Linked DNA regions of Homo sapiens: region 2 is linked to region 1. The links are chromatin contacts, found by Hi-C or POLR2A ChIA-PET in ENCODE. All regions are on one chromosome and are shown on one strand. Each heading gives the region's core, a stretch centred on a gene start or an enhancer-like site at or near the end of the contact. The rest is flanking DNA. Distances are from core to core; before and after follow the strand shown.

Region 1 (2,700 bases), core at 187-2,686:
ACCCAGGTAGCGTGTGACCCTGACTGGTCCCGAGCCGGGAAGCTCCGGCAGGTGGAGAGCAGAGAGAGCAGGTGCGCGTCCCGCAGCGTCTGAGCTCCGGGCATTGGCAGCTCAGTAGCAGCTGATTGTAGATGGGCAAAGTACAGAAGACTTCCCAGTACGGATCCCTTCACCCCTCCCATTAGGGGTCGGTAGAGCCCTGAGTTTAGGGCCGAGCACCCCCTCACCTGGATGAGGACAGTGGCTTTACTCTGGGTGGGACTTGGGAGAGAGGAGGAGGACTCCAGTGCCCGGTGTACCGGACACCCAGGTAACGCAGTCTACCGTGCCTGGAGCTGGGAAGAGTAGTTGCAACCGGAGCCCCCTTTTGGGAACTCACTACCCTGAGGCTTAGACAGGTCGGGAATGATCGCCTCCCGGTTAAGGAGGAGGAAACAGGCACAGTGATGTGTGGTGACTTGCCCAAGGTCACACGCAGTACAGATGGAGCCGGGCCTCGGAGCCAGGACTCCTGGGCTCCCCTTCCTCTTATACCGTCTCTTTATCCTGCCAGGGCTAAGGACCCCCTTCCCTGCTGTCCAGCTGGGGCGCCAAGCAGCAGGGCCCTCCGAATAGGCGAGCTGTGCTTGGATCTCAGAGACGGGCACCGACTGCCGAGCCCCAGACGAAGTGCCCCAGGGTCGGGGATCAGGCTTGTGCAGGGTAGCACCTGGGGACCTGAGGGACCTGGAGGCCTTCTTGTATCCTGAAGTAGGACCTTCTAAGACTTCATGAGTCCTGGCCCCCTTGCAGGGGTTGGGGAGCTGGGGATCCCAGATCTGCCTATTGCGCCCGATGCCCCGAGGCTCTCTCTTGGACTCTGGCCCTGAGTTCTTCTGCGCGATCCTTCGGAGACGTCTGGAGGCCTGCTTTATGCATCTCTCTTGGACCTCAGTTTCCCCACACGTGGGAGGAGGCAGCTGGACGATTCCTGAAAGGACTTTCCCTTGCTTCCTCATCACGTGGAAGAGAGCCCACCCGGCACCTGGAAATGGAAAGCCAGTGAAGGCTGCTTTGGGCCGGGGCAGCGGGTGGGACCGGGCGGGAGGGATTCCAAAGAGACCGCCGGGAAGGCTAGAGCTTGGAATTCCGGCTCCTCGGAGTCCTGGCCCTCCCCCACCGCCGCCTCGGAGCTCAGCACACCTTGGATGGGGGAGGCGGGCAGCTCCTAGCCCCGCACCCCAGGAGGCGCGCTCGGAGGGAAGCCGCCACCGCGCCGCCTCTGCCTCGGCGCGGAACAAACGGTTAAAGATTTTGGGCAGCGCCTCGCGGGGGGAGGAGCCAGGGGCCCAATCCGCAATTAAAGATGAACTTTGGGTGAACTAATTGTCTGACCAAGGTAACGTGGGCAGCAACCTGGGCCGCCTATAAAGCGGCAGCGCCGTGGGGTTTGAAGCGCTGGCGGCGGCGGCAGGTGGCGCGGGAGGTCGCGGCGCGCCATGGGGCTCCCGGCGCTGCTGGCCAGTGCGCTCTGCACCTTCGTGCTGCCGCTGCTGCTCTTCCTGGCTGCGATCAAGCTCTGGGACCTGTACTGCGTGAGCGGCCGCGACCGCAGTTGTGCCCTCCCATTGCCCCCCGGGACTATGGGCTTCCCCTTCTTTGGGGAAACCTTGCAGATGGTACTGCAGGTAAGGGAGGGTGGGGCGGGACAGGCTGCTTCCCCGGAGCCCGGCGCGGCTCTGGGCTTCTGCTGAAGTCGGGGTAGGCGCCCCCGGGAGGCATGCTATTGCGGCTAGGAGCAGGGCTGGCGGGAGCGCGGCGCTCCCCGGCGCCCCCTCATGCCCACTTCTCTCCTCCGCCTTCCTCCCACAGCGGAGGAAGTTCCTGCAGATGAAGCGCAGGAAATACGGCTTCATCTACAAGACGCATCTGTTCGGGCGGCCCACCGTACGGGTGATGGGCGCGGACAATGTGCGGCGCATCTTGCTCGGAGAGCACCGGCTGGTGTCGGTCCACTGGCCAGCGTCGGTGCGCACCATTCTGGGATCTGGCTGCCTCTCTAACCTGCACGACTCCTCGCACAAGCAGCGCAAGAAGGTGGGGGCAGGAGGCGACGGCTGGACAGGGAGGGGGACCCCATTTATGAGCGGAATTCCGGCTGATGGATGCTAGGCGCGGGCTAGCAGCTTGAGGTGGGCTAGGACCCTCTGCCAGCTCCAGGTTAGCTTTCCCAGCTCGGAGAGTGCCATGTGTCTGGCAGGACTGGGGGTGTCTGGAAGGGGACGGCGGTAGACGAGAGGGGCGGATGGAGGCTTTTAACGCTGTCCCCTCCTCGGGACTCAGGTGATTATGCGGGCCTTCAGCCGCGAGGCACTCGAATGCTACGTGCCGGTGATCACCGAGGAAGTGGGCAGCAGCCTGGAGCAGTGGCTGAGCTGCGGCGAGCGCGGCCTCCTGGTCTACCCCGAGGTGAAGCGCCTCATGTTCCGAATCGCCATGCGCATCCTACTGGGCTGCGAACCCCAACTGGCGGGCGACGGGGACTCCGAGCAGCAGCTTGTGGAGGCCTTCGAGGAAATGACCCGCAATCTCTTCTCGCTGCCCATCGACGTGCCCTTCAGCGGGCTGTACCGGGTAAGGGCGGCAAACGGGCTGCGGACTAGGGGCGCGGGACCTGGGCGTCTGCTCACCGCCGCGCGCTCTCTGCGCTCAGGGCATGAA
Region 2 (2,700 bases), core at 121-2,620, 37 kb after region 1:
GAGGTAAATCTGGTTTCCATTACTCTTTCTTGGTTGGAAGTAGAAAGAAATCTCTTTTTATTGATGTGAAATTCAAATAGCATAAAAGTAACCATTGAAAAATGAACGATTCAGGGGCATTTAGTATATTCATAATGTGGTGCAAGCACCACCTCTGTCTAGTCCCCATTTTTATCACCCCAGAAGGAAACCTATTACCCCTCCCTCAGTCCTTGGCCTGTGCCTTCTCTATGGATTTAAATATTCTGGATATTTCATGTAAATAGGATCCTATGATATGTGATTTTTTGTGTCTGGCTTCTTTCACTTAACATAATGTTTTCAATTTCAGTGCTCACCCATGCTGTAGTATGTATCAGTAGTTCGTTCCTTTTTATTGCCAAATGATATTTCTTTCATTCTGTGTTGTAAGGGCCAAGGGAAAACTCCTCCTTTGCCCTGTGAAATTTTGCTGAAAAATCAACTGACAAAAGGCAAATTAATAAGAGAAAAGGCACACAGATTTATTAATGTGCACATGGGAGAAAACCACAGAGTAATTACCCCAACCCCTCAATAGGGTTCAGAAGCTTATACAACATCTTGAGGTTGCAGAAAGAATAACGGCTTGGATTATGGCAAAACAGGTTATGGGAGGGGGAGAAGGGGAGGCATGGCTAGCATACGTGGTCTTGTAATGTAAATGAAACTTCACAGGTAGCAGCCCTCAGAAAGAATAGATGGCAAATGTGTCTTCCAGACTTTTATTTTTTTATTTTTATTTTTATTTTTTTCAGTGGAGTTTCGCTCTTGTTGCCCAGGCTGTGGCACGATCCCGGCTCACTGCAACCTCCACATCCCAGGTTCCAGCGATTCTCCTGCCTCAGCCTCCCGAGTAGCTGGGATTACAGGCATACACCACCATGCCCAGCTAGTTTTGTATTTTTAGTAGAGACGGGGTTTCTCCATGTTGGTCAGGCTGGTCTCGAACTCCCAACCTCAGGTGATCCACCCACCTTGGTCTCCCAAAGTGCTGGGATTACAGGCGTGAGCCAACATGCCTGGCTCTTCCAGACTTTTAAAGGTGTCAGACTCTCAGTTAATCTTTCCTAGATTAGACAAAGGAAGGCCTCAGAAAAAGCCTGGCTGCATCTGTGCAGATTTTCTCTACAGATGCCAAGTCTCTTCCACAAAAGGCAGCTTTGCAGGCCTACTTCTGTTTGCAAGCCCTCTGAACAGCTATCTCAAAATACGTCAGATTTTTGGTTTTGGGTGCACTATTTTGATTTCCTTTAATGTATATGCCATGATTTGTGATTCATGTATCTGCTGATGGACATTTGGGTTGTTTCCACCTTTCAGATATTGTGAATGCTGTGGCCATGAGCATGCGTGCCTATGTGTTTGTTTCAGTACCTGTTTTCAATTCTTTTGTGAATACACCTGGGAGTGGGATTGCTGGGTCATATGATAATTCTATTCTTAACTTTTTGAAGAACTGCCAAATTGCTTTCCACAGTGGCTTAACCATTGCACATTTTCATCCTCTTTTTTTAAAAAAAACAATTTTTGGGGGGTATGAATTTACATACCTTAAATCACACACATTTTAAGTATACAGCTCAATGAGTTTTGTCAGATGAACACATTTGTATAATCACCATCACAATCAAGAAAGTAAACTTTTCTATCACCTTAGAAAGTTTCCTCATATCTATGTGGAGTCAATTCCTCTTTTAGTCAACCACTGTTTTCGTTAACTGTAGATGAGCTTTGCTTGTTCCAGAACTTTATATCAATGCAGTGTGTACTCTTTTGGATCTGAAGTCTTTTGTTCTGCCTAATGTTTTTATGAGATTTATCCATGCTGATAGGTGTACTACAGTTTGTCCCTTTTGACTGCTGAGTAAAATTCTATCTTGTTGGTATACCACGATTTGTTCATCTGTTGAATGTATATTTGGGTTGTTTTCAGTTTGGGGCTATTATAAATAAAGCTATAAGCATTTTCAGTCTATGTGTGTCTTCATAATGAAGCTTTATGTCTTATAGATAACATATATTTGAGTTCTACTTTTTATCCACTTGGACTACAGGCACGCACCACCATGTCTGGCTAATTTTTTTTGCATTTTTTGGAGAAGGGGTTTCACCATGTTGCCCAGGCTGGTTTCAAACTCCTGGGCTCAAGTGATCCTCCCATCTTGGCCTCCCAAAGTGCTGGGATTACAGGTGTGAGCCACCATGCCGGGCCTCAATCTCTGCCTTTCAATTTGCGGCTTTTACATTGAAAGTAATTTTTGATATGGCTGTGTTTAAATCTATTAAATTGGTACAAAAGTAATTGCAGCAAAAACTGCAGTTACTTTTGCACCAACCCAATATTATTTTGCTACTTGTTTTCCATTTGTTTATTCAGTTTTTTTCTTCTTTGTTGCTCCTTGTCTTCCTTCTTTGGGTTAACCAATTTTTTTTTTTTTTTGAGATAGAGTCTCACTCTGTCACCCAGGCAGGAGTGCAGTGGTGCAGTCTCGACTCACTGCAACCTCTGCCTTCCGGGTTCAAGTAATTCTCCTGCCTCAGCCTCCCAAGTAGCTGGGACTACAGGCATATGCCACTACACTCAGAAAATTTTTGTTTTTTTAGTAGAGACGAGGTTTTACCACATTGGCCAGGCTGGTCTCGAACACCTGACCTCAAGTGATCCACCTGCCTCGGCTT

The links. Hi-C counts contacts between places; a loop is a spot of excess contacts on that map. ChIA-PET counts read pairs that join two places held with the same protein, here RNA polymerase II (POLR2A). Pooled maps may share reads with other maps.
Region 2: a pooled map shows a loop between it and region 1 (2.1-fold over the local background). The contact joins the enhancer-like site here to the promoter of CYP26A1 in region 1. A Hi-C loop is called at or near these places in 3 of 168 maps with a recorded cell type or tissue (GM12878, cardiac septum and endothelial cell of hepatic sinusoid), 10 of 37 single-sample maps with no recorded cell type and 12 of 50 pooled maps. POLR2A ChIA-PET finds 5 or more read pairs at or near these places in 3 of 52 experiments (PC-9, Panc1 and naive thymus-derived CD4-positive, alpha-beta T cell).

The regions. Positions count from the first base shown.
Region 1 is chr10:93,072,457-93,075,156 of GRCh38, forward strand. CYP26A1 (cytochrome P450 family 26 subfamily A member 1) reads left to right here and starts at 1,437. Exons shown (of 7, transcript NM_000783.4): 1 at 1,437-1,667; 2 at 1,852-2,076; 3 at 2,323-2,613; 4 at 2,693-2,700. The coding sequence starts at 1,479.
Region 2 is chr10:93,109,266-93,111,965 of GRCh38, forward strand. No RefSeq gene overlaps it. Among named protein-coding and RNA genes, the nearest start is that of CYP26A1, 37 kb to the left of the region's middle. Within about 2 kb of position 1,371, at least 2 of the 41 ENCODE cell types and tissues checked have a DNase peak (open chromatin) inside an H3K27ac peak, as active enhancers do; they include GM12878, where a contact is called at or near this core.